Regions from separate parts of the Homo sapiens genome. Here region 1 is linked to region 2. A link is an interaction called in ENCODE POLR2A ChIA-PET data of the cell type or tissue named here. Cell type or tissue: HepG2. All regions are shown on one strand. Links, peaks and the distances in the headings refer to the core of each region. The heading gives the core; the rest is flanking DNA. Region 1 overlaps PROX1 (prospero homeobox 1). Region 2 has its middle 320 kb from the start of RPS6KC1.

Region 1 (5,384 bases), core at 279-5,278, 660 kb before region 2:
TGGACATGCCACAGGGAAAAAACAAAAGGCTTCCAAAGTCTTTGGCTGGAACTCTGAGGCTATTGTGGGAGCTGCTTTGCCCAGCGTTCCTCAGGAGAGGAGAGTGGAAACTTTGTTTTGATAAAAAGGCATCCCAATATAGGAACGTCACCCCAGATGGTCTTGCCTTGATATTTGGAGAAGAATATAAAGTAATGAGGTACTTGAAGATATGCATAAATTTGAAGGGGGTTGGCTATCAGCTTCTACCAATTTCATCACAGACTTGAGTCTCCTCAGAGCAAACAAGAGCCTTCTGGGCTTCCATGAAATGCAGAAAATGAGAGGAGGTTTTCAAGTCTGCCCAGTCCACAGCTGGGTTGCGCGTGTGTGTGCGTGCGCGAATGCGCGCGCGCGCACACACACACACACACACACACACACACACACGGTGTGTTGGGTGGGTGGTTGTTTTGCTGTTCTTTTTTTTTTCCATCGGAATGAGTGGCAAAGACACATTTTTCTCCTGTCTTCCTCCTCTTCCCAGTTGCTTTACCTTCAAGGATGATTTGTTTTATTAAACTGACTGTCCCTAGCCTCTGCAGTACATAATAAAAGCCTGACATAGCAGGCTGCCTGCCTTCTGTGTCCTGCAGATACTCATCATAAGTGTCAGGACATACCAAGGTTAGCGGTCACTGGAAGTGTGCTCGCTGGCCCAAACCTTGCCAAACGCTCTTGGCAGCTGAATGAATGTCACAGAGAATAGAAGGGGAATTACAAAGGTTAAAAAGAAGACAGCCTCTCCTATTTTCTGGAGACAGAGAAGCTCATTTTTCACACCTCTGAACCGTCCGTAAGCTCATTCATCAGCCTCTTGCGGGGGACCTAAACCTTGCCCCTTGCTCAGTTCTCCATGGACACTCCTCCCTCCTCAATCCCCTTTAAAAATTGGCCCTCTGGCCTCATTTCATCACTGAAATGATCTTCACTGAAATGGACAGAAAACAAACCAGGCATCGACTTCTTTCCCTGGCCACCCACCCCCCAACCCGTAACCAAAGGCTCCAATGGCCTATCAAGCCTATCAATAGATTACAAACTTTTCAAGGGAAATCATCTTTATAGCTGATCTTTTAAGCTAATTTTTTTTTTCAAACTTGCTTCGATGGAGAAATGGAAAAGGACACGTGTACTGGCAGGCATGGCTAGCGAATGGGAAAGTACAATCCTGCCTAGTATTTTGGTGAATTAGTTTGTGTGTGGGTTTTCCTTCTTCTTCCTCCTCCATTTTTTTTTATACTATAAAAGGGCAATAAAATGCTGACTGTAAGAAGACAATGTCAAGGAGAAAAGGGTACTGGTATTTTGGATACTCTTCACTGCTCGCCTTGGAGAGAGAGTTATTCTTGTCACAAACCCTTTTGTCTGCATCTGCTGACTGCTTGCCTGTAGCCAGCAGCATACTTTAACTGTTTTGTCACCTCCTAACATCACATGCATCAGCTGTTGGGCTTTTGTTACGGGTATTGTAGAACTAATCCGCTGTGGCTGTTCTACTGTGCGGTAAATAAAACAGAAACGGGCTTCTCAGACTATTCTGCATGAATATTTCAGATGGCTTTTACAACTCCGATTCACAAAATCAAATAAATAAATAACTCCCCAGCCACCCCCCAGCCTCTCCCCACACCCAGAAACAAAACCCCTCGATCTAGCCCCAGATGCCTCCAAGTCAACTGCATTCAAGAGGCTGACTTGAGCCTTCAAGCAATTGTTTCAGGGAACTCGAAAGAACAGTGCTCTCTCAATTTTCACACCGTGGAATTCATATACAGTAGTAGAGTTAAATATATCTAATGCTGAAGCAGCTCTGAAAAATTGGAGAAAGTTACTTTTTGTCCCTGTGGGCCTTTAAAAATATATAGGTAATGCCATCAAAAATACATAGTGAAGAGCTGCCTTGTCAAACTGCTTTTATTGTTTCCATCCGTATTTTCTTCCCTTCCACTCATCTGAAAGGGGTCAAAGGTAGATGCTTGTGCATTTAGTTTATCCTAAGAGTCTCTTTTGTGCTCTATATAAGAGCACAAAAGAAGAACCAAACTTTGCTGGGTTAGAAAAACTGCATCTGCATCATTAGCTCCTTAACGGTATAATGATGTACCAATCATACATAGCGAGGTATTTTTCTAGATGACTTCGAAGTGTCTTTGGAGAAGTTAAAAAGAGAATGGGCATCTGCACACGTGTGTGCACACACACGTACACAAAAATCTTAGGGAAGGAGACAAATAGTTGAAGTACTTTCCCGAGCATTCATTCACCCTAGAGTGCACATGATTCCTCTAAACAAACTCTCCCATCCCTGCTGTTTGTTAAGTAAATATCGATCAAGGAGAGACTCATCTCCTGACAGCAGTGGCACAAGCTGGGGACTTACACTGCAGACAGAGTGGACTTAAATGGATAAACTCAGATGCTTTAGTAACTCCTCATAGAGATTATCAGATGAAAAGCCAAGAACAGATACGTTATTGCTGCTCCTCTTCACTGTCTCACTCACACTAAACTCTCCTGCCAGAGGCTGAAAAGAGGAATCATGGAGCTGTAAAATATGGTCACAAGATGTGGTTACTAAGGGTCTCCCTTTGCAGTCATGCATGCATTTATCCTGTGTGTACAGCCGGGGACTAACAGGCCCTCCAGAAGAGAAGGAATGGTGCAGGATGCTATACACAGTGAATCCTGAGATTCTATTCCAGTGCCCTCTCATTCCAGGGGAGGATCAAATGGAAAAGAAAACATGAATGCACTTTGGGAAGCATAAAATATCATCCAAATATAAGGTGGTTTACAAGTTTGAGATTTTAAAGAGGAGCCCTAATTCCTGGGAAGCATTCACTGTGATTAATAAATGTCTGCAAAGCATCGTTTTGAGAGGTGCTCTGAGGAGGTTCGCTTGGGTGAGTTTGTTGGCTGAGTCAACCGGTTGAGAAAAGTTGCTTTGTGTTCCCTAAGTTTTATTTTGGCCATTTCATAATTATGAGTCAAAATCCTGTTTTCTGCACTGTTCGTAGCTGAATGGATACGTGTACTTCTCTGGGAAGGTCAGTTTTAAAATCATCTTTAGAGATTAGGTTTTGTGTATTGAACACTGAGCACCGTGGTCAAAGGGCAAGATGTTATATTTAGAGTTCCCAAACAGCTAAATGGTGTTTGAATTTTATTAGGATGCTTGTGTTTGGAAAAACTAGCAGGATCCAGGAGCACTGGCTGTGAAGTTGCTTTCGGGTGCCTGCCGAGTTACCCCAAATGAGGCAGAGGAAGGTTCTCCAGCAACATCTGGGCTTAGGACTAAAGGCTTTCTCCCTCTGATGCTCCAGGTGGCATTCAGCTTTCAGGAACACTGAGGATTAGATTCGTCTAATACCCATGCAGTTTGGGCCCACTTTCTAGTTACATGTTTTGCTGTTTAAATATGTGAAAAGTAAATGCTTGTAGGAAGTGGCTATAGTTCAAGGCTGTCTTAAGAAAAAAAAAAACCTAAAAACTATGTTTCCTTGGTCTAAACAAAGGAACACATGGCAATAACAGTCTGTATCTCTTTTATATATATATATATATAAAGCTTCGAAAGAACAATGTTCTGTTGAGCAAAATTCAGTAGCATTCTGTAAACATTAATTTAAGGAAATCAATAGACTCAGTGAGCTAAAGCCATATTGCAAGATAAACTGGCCAGAGTGCCACTTTGTCAAATAGATTTTCGTTTTCTCGGCTAGATAAAGACAGTTTCAAAACGGGGCAGACGTGTTGCAACCAGGGTTTGAAAAGTATGTGGCCTTCAAACAGTCTGCTTGTTCCTACTACAAAGCTGGATAAACATACTTTAAAAATGATAAGCCTGGTTTAGAATTGACTTGGCTTTCAAATTTTACATATAGTAGATTTCTTGGTCATCTCACAGGAAAAGAATAAAACAAAGTACCATGCATTCAAAATAGAAAATGTACTTAGGTGAAAGGGGTTAAATTGTCTTGAGAGACAGAGCTTTGGGAGCAGTTTCGGTTGATGCTTGACTTTAAAAAAGAAGGGAAGAAAGAAATCTTTATTCATGCTGACCTGATGGGCAATCGGCCTTCTTGCCAAAATCCCGAAGCCAAACTCTCTAGTGAGTTTGAGATCAGAGGTTTCAGCTGGTGGAAGCTGCTCTCTTCTGTGCTCACCAGGCAATGTCATGTTAATGTGCGAGGGGGTGTGGGGGTTGGGGGAAGCAAACCCAGGGAAAGGCTAGAGAAGGAGCAGAAGTGATGAGCCACCCAATAGCCCCAAGGTTTTTGTCAGCCAGACGGAAAGAGTTGCAGGGATAATCCAAAAAGTGGCAACGGGAAAGCAGGTCTCTCCTCCTGTCACCTACATGGAGTTTGTGGCAGTACACTTCCAAGTCAGACCACTTGACATCCTCCAATGCCACACCAGCCCTTATAAATGCTGATAGCAAACAGATATGACATGGTGAAAATGGCCCCCTGGAGGAAATGTAATAAAAAGAATGAACAGTCACATGCAAACTGCCAAGGAGGGAGGTTGAGGATCTACCTTGAATTGACAGGGAAACTCCATGGAAAAGCATCACAGGAGCTGAATTTTGGTCTGCAGTGTACGGATCTGGGGGGCTGCTACCGGCCAAACCCCTCACACAGACTTCTCTGACCACAGCAATGAATGAAGGGCAGAGATACACCCTGAGTATCTTCTTTGTTTTTCTACCTGAATTTGAGTCTTTGTCTTTTAAGAGTATTTAGAAAATACAAAATTCACAATAAAATTTCTACAGCATTATGATGTTGATAACATATGTGTTGTTAAAATATTATATAATTATCAACAATGTTCTAGATTTGAGCATTTCGAATAATTGTGACTTTCAGGTAATAGAAAAGGATGTCTTAACATCTTCTATTCTACGTTTAATAAATTGTGCATACATTTTAAATTATGTAAGTATTCCATTGGCAATTCTGCATGTAGAGATCAAGGTAAGTAAAACCATCTCTTCCATAGCCCCAGTAGAAGATAGTACTAGCTTGCTAGGAGCAGAATGACAAATGTCTATGAGAGACTGTCAAAATTATTTCGTGGGGCTGAAATTTGGTCAGTGAACGTGCTTTAAGTGGCTAGTTTATTTGCTCACACATGGAGGTCTTGGTATTATACGTGTTAGGAAACATAATTGTCACATTATTGGTCGCGATGAAGCAAATTTTCCTTCTCTCCCAAACTCTGCATAGGTCTTAAAAAGTGATTCCAAGTTTAAACAAACAAACAAATATGCAAGCAAAATCAAGGAAAAAGCATCAAAAACTAAAACCTAATACCTCATTCTCTCCCCCTGAGATACT
Region 2 (5,384 bases), core at 214-5,213:
TCCAGCCATTCTGGGATCTCTAGTGATTCATTATCCGAAGGTCAGCCATTTGTACATCTCAACAGAAAGGGCAGGAAAACTTCTACCACCTTTCCACGTGGTGTGATCACGTCTCTTTTCTTCCCTTGCTTCTCAAAGTCATTGCCATTTTGGAATTTTGGTCTCTCCTGGCATGCCCTCCCTCTCCACTGAAGCTTTCAAAACCTCTATTCTTTGGAAGCCCAGAGCAAACCCTCTTTTCTCACCGAGAATCAGAAAACTTGGCTGGCGCACCCCCTAGTGGTGGCCTAATGAATCCCCCTCAATTACTACAGGGTACAACCCCTGGGGTTTCTCAAAGTGTGTTCCATTGGACCTTAGTTCTGCAGAAAAATAGCCTAAGAGAAAAGTATTGTATGTTAAGTGAGATTTGAAAACACTGGGATAAATAAAAGTTATCAGTTTGCTTTAGTGGAGGACGTCTTCAATTCTTTAAATATACTAATGAACACTGTGAATCTCACTGATCCAGATTTATTTGATTGAACTTTTGTGAAATAATAGGATAACTATCATTTATTGAGCATTTACTATCAACCATAGTATTAGCATTTATAAATAGAGAAATTGATACATGAGGTGGTCAAATAACTTGCTTCAGTTAGGTTCACATGACACCAAGGCCCATGCTCTTAACCATTACAAGATCCTGGCTTTATGTTTGCTCCAGGATGTTATTCTGCAAATTCTACTTATACATGCCACTCTTATTCCCTATATTACCAGTCAGGAATACTACAGATTACCTCTCTATGAAACAAGAAAAGCAGGAGCCTTCAAAGGATACAGAGGTCTCCCTCACTGCCCTTGGGAAGCTTCTGGTTTCGGTGGCGATAAAGGGAAATTCACTGTCTAAATGCCACAAACAGATCCTTCTTGAAATTATCAGCAAAGAGGATGTGATAGGGCATCGTGTTAAAGATCCAGATACATATTTTCCAATGATATTATGGGAAGGTGCAATAGGCTACTTTTTTATTTCTTCTAAGAGAAGCTTGCTTTTGAGCCCTAAATACTTGTTGGCCTGCTTTTATAAGCAATAGGATATTCTGTATGGATATCTGGTTTTATATCTGTTAAGAAATGGAGATGATAATATGCCCCCTCCCATTTTTTTAAATTGTCAAATACATAATATGTTGTAAACCTTAATTCTGGCAGCATAGGTTACTTATGGATGGGTTTTCTTTTTTTGTTGTTTTGTTCTGATTTTTTATTTTTTATTTCATGTAAAAGAAACCCAAAAGTAGTTTATTGACATACATAACTGAAAAATGTAGGCTTCAGGAACAGCTGGATCCAAGGGCTGAAATAAGAACATCATTAAACCCAAATGCATCGTGCCGTACTTGGATTTTTAGAGAAAGGAAATAGCACGTAGTGCTCTAAATATGTCCTGGTCCCTTGTCCTAATTAACATAGAGAAATGAACAGATAGTTGTATGGATGTCAGGATTTAAGGATGGGCCCCCAATTCCAACACTGGCCCTCCAGCTACCCTTCTTAAATATCTGTGTAAAGACTTGATTTTTCCATCTGTAAAAATGGGCATGCTACCCCTCCTTTTTGACCTCAGTGGAAGCTGAAAGAAGCTGTAAAGTTTTCAAATGCTTTTTCGTTAGAGGATTAGATATTGTGATAATTTTTTCGCTATTAATGTTCACAGAGATAGCACTTCACACTGGCAAAGGATTTTCTAAGTATTTATTTGTTTTACAAATTTATCATTTAAAACTCCACAATTAGCTTGTCAAACATACACCTTCAACATTACAACCACAGTTTAAAGCCAATCAAGCAACAAGAGGAGAGAGGGGAATACAGATATTTATTTATATATATTAAATATGTATGTATTTGTATATCTATCCTTCTATATTTAAATTCACATTGTGTGTGCATGTGTGTGTTTGCAAGACACATATAAATGGCAAATAAGGAAACTTAAAAAAAAAGAGCGATAGATGGATGGTCCCAGATTTTAATACCACCCCCAAGGTAGAACAGGTGGTGAAAATATAATAAAACATGTTGCACGGAACTTGTCATGAATTTTAAAAACAAAAATGCCTACAGACCAAATAAACTGCTCTGACACTGGGCTAAATCTGAAGTTCCCAAACTATTTTAAATGACAAAGCGAAGTTCCCAAGAGAGGGAGTTCAACAGAAATGGTTAGAGGGCAATTGCTGCTGAACTCACACAGAAAAAAGCTAGGGTAGACGGGCAGACACCCAGCCTGCTCCCCCTCGACAGGATGGGCCACACGCAGATGCCCAATCCCGTAAGGCCAGGCCTATCTATGTGCAGGACCAAAGGGCCTGTTGACAAAGGCCTCAGGGAGCCTCCTGCACCTGCATTCCTGCCTGATAGGTGGTTTCTCAATAGATCTGAAGGCAAACATTAGGGGCATTTGCCCAGAAGCTGAGCTTATGCTTGTCAACAACCATTTTCAGGTGCCCTGTTAGAAGGTGGGCTGGAGGCCGCGGCCCAAGTGGTGCAGGCAGACACCCCTCTCTCAGCAGCACCCACCTGCACAGGTCCCACCCATTCATTCATCACAACAAGCAGCCTATCCTTTATTTTCAGTCAACAGTTTATGAAGAGCTTCCACTTCCGCTGCCTGTCTCCATTACAACAGAATTCCTGGGAGCTGCACAGCAAAGATGGCAGGACTCCATTTTGCAGTAAGGAAGAGGTGAAGTGATTTGCCCAAACTCACAGAGGTGGAATGACAGACAGCTCAAGATTTCTGACTCCTGTCCAGTCCTGTGACTACTGGAGTATGTTCATGAAGACCCTCCAGGATGATGGCGAGCAGGGAGTGGGCATTCTGGTCCCCCTCCCCCAGACTCACAAGTTCAAATGCCTGGAGAGGTGAGGTCAGGAGTGGAGGAGGTCAGTGTGCTCGGCAGCTAACCGGAAAGCCTGTGCCCCATTTCAGTGCAGGCCACTGCCTTGGCCCAGCAGGTTTATGTTATGCAGAAGTGGCAGGGTTTCTTATTTTGTAAAGTGAAAGCCAGAGATCTGAATCATTATGTAAAATATCTTCATTTTTAAATATTTGCCAACCACTAGGATAGCCACTATTAAAAACAAAAACCAAACAACAACAACCAGAAAGTAACAAGAAGATGTGGAGAAATTAGAATCCTTGTGCACTGTTGGTGGGAACGTAAAGTGGCTCAGCCACTATGGAAAACAGCATGGCAATTTCTCAAAATATTCAACATACAGTTATCAGATGATTCAGCAATTCCACTTTTGGGTATACACCCAAAAGAATTAAAAACAGGGACTCGAGCAGATATTTGCACACCCATGTTCATCACAGCAGCCAAAAGATGGAAGCTGCCAAAAAGTCCCATTGACAAATGAACGGATCAACAAAATGTGGTGTCTACATAACAGTGGAATATTATTCAGCCTTAAAAAGGAAGGAAATTTTGACATGCAACAACAGGATGAGCCTTGAGGACATCATAGTAAGTGAAATAAGCCAGACACAAAAAGACAAATACTCTGGCTCCTACTCTACGGGAGGTACCTAGAGTGGTCAAATTCACAGGGCCAGCAGGTAGAAGGACAGTTGACAGGGGCTGGGGGTAAGGAGCAAGGGGGAGTTGTTGTTTAATGGGTATAGTTGCAGTTGTGCAAGAAGGAAAGTTCTGGAGATTGGCTGCACAACCTTGTGAATGTACTTAACTCTATTGAACGGTGCACTTAAAAACAGTTAAAGAGATCAATGTTATGTGTATTTTACTACAATTAAAAATAACCACACTGTATGAATCTAACAAACCCATCTGCAGACTGCTTCAGGTCATGGGGCACGAGTTTGACATCTCTGCCCCATTCTGGTACTCAATGCCACTGCCCTGTCCCCCACCCCAAAGGCCAAGATGAAATGCATTAGAAGAGGGCCCATCTAGAGTAGAGTCTCTCTACAAAGAGGGTCAGCAAACTTGAGTTTACATCCTGGCTCCAACTCGCGCTAGCAGCAAGACCTTGAGCAAGTCAGTCATTTCATCTCTTCGAACCTCAGTTTGCTCATCTATTGAATGGGACTAATAACACTTCCCTTGTTTCCTCGGCCCTCTCAGGGCTCTGGCTCAGTAAGAGCATGTTGGCCTCCAACCCCATTTAATACCCCCATACCTCTTCCATTGAAAGCTATTCTCTCTCTTCCCATGCTGCAGTGTGGTCATGTGTTGCCCCATGAAACTGGGGGCTCTCAGTTTAGGCTTGACTATTTCATACATCCCGAAGTGCACAAGCCTGTAAGTGCCCAACAAATCTTATTGAATCAAGCAGTTGGCCAGCCAGCTTACTGAGCACTAATTATGTGCCAGACATTCCACCAGGTGCTGAGGAGACCCATAAAAAATCATGTTCTTAAAGATGTATCCTGGTTGTGGAGACAAGATACATGCAAAAAAAATAAAATAAAATAAAATAAAATAAAATAAAATAAATAAAATAAAATAACAGAGAAGCAGGTAAGGTCCAAACTGTCTTAGTACAAGCAAGAGCCTGGGGTCCCACCACCCCTGAGAAGGAGGTAAGAGAAAGAAGAGCTCTTTCCCTGTCTTTTGCACAGCATCTTTTTGAGCTTTTCTTGGCCCTGGAGGTTAGAAATTCATCTTCCTACATTGCAATTGCTTCGAGATAAGACCATCCTATGTCCTCAACACAGGCACCATAGTGAGTGAGAGCAGAATTAGGGCAGCTCTCCTAGACAGATTTGGCACCATCTTACACGCTGGCCTAGAGGGTTTCTTGAGGAAAATTGCAGGCTGGACCACTGTGGCATCTTCCTGCCTATAAAGCCAGGAGGGCTGAAGCTCTCACTTCCCCCGAACCCAGGCCCTCAATTCTCACCCTGATTAAATGGACAGTTCCCTGGGTCGACCAGGTCGAAAATATGTGCTAATTCTCTAATCTGACTTGTCCTTGGAGGTTCCCTCCCCATCCTGCTGGCCACACCAGCTGCCTAGGGGAGCACAACTGAGAAGATATTTGGCAATTATCCAGTTAATTTGATCAGTGGAGACAGCCAAACAAATAATCCAGGCCAAAAATGTCCAGATCAGCTGTCTACATGGATCAAATTCCACTTCACTGACACCACGCAGGTTCAGCCCTAAAGAATGGGTTTCACTGAGAAACACATCCCAGTATCCCGGCATGCTAGGCTGCACCAGCCTTTAGTGGAATTGCGAGCTTGGCTGCATTTCTCTGTGACATCCTTTCCATTCCCATTCAGTGCCCTTCCCACCCCCAGGACTTTGGCCCCATAGGGCCAGGGGTCTTTGGTAGCTGTCAGGGGCTAGAATATTCTTGTG

The links. ChIA-PET counts read pairs that join two places held together with the same protein. Peaks named below come from ENCODE experiments on the same cell type or tissue, not always from the same donor. Only the 100,000 strongest peaks of a DNase experiment are listed, where the experiment ranks them.
Region 1: POLR2A ChIA-PET joins it to region 2 with 11 read pairs; 2 of 35 experiments call an interaction of 5 or more read pairs at or near these places.

What each region holds. Positions count from the first base shown.
Region 1 is chr1:214,026,080-214,031,463 of GRCh38, reverse strand. All of the region lies in intron 4 of PROX1 (prospero homeobox 1), which reads right to left. Among named protein-coding and RNA genes, the nearest start is that of PROX1, 41 kb to the right of the region's middle. RefSeq lists an enhancer at 591-1,486. In HepG2, for the core only: no CTCF peak of the experiment used is centred there; DNase peaks (open chromatin) are centred at 2,373, 3,403, 3,763 and 4,173.
Region 2 is chr1:213,369,379-213,374,762 of GRCh38, reverse strand. It overlaps a transcript of RPS6KC1 not described here. Among named protein-coding and RNA genes, the nearest start is that of RPS6KC1, 320 kb to the right of the region's middle. RefSeq lists enhancers at 1,967-2,491, 2,492-3,018. In HepG2, for the core only: a CTCF peak has its summit at 272 (motif pointing left); DNase peaks (open chromatin) are centred at 262 and 2,392; H3K4me3 peaks cover 989 bases.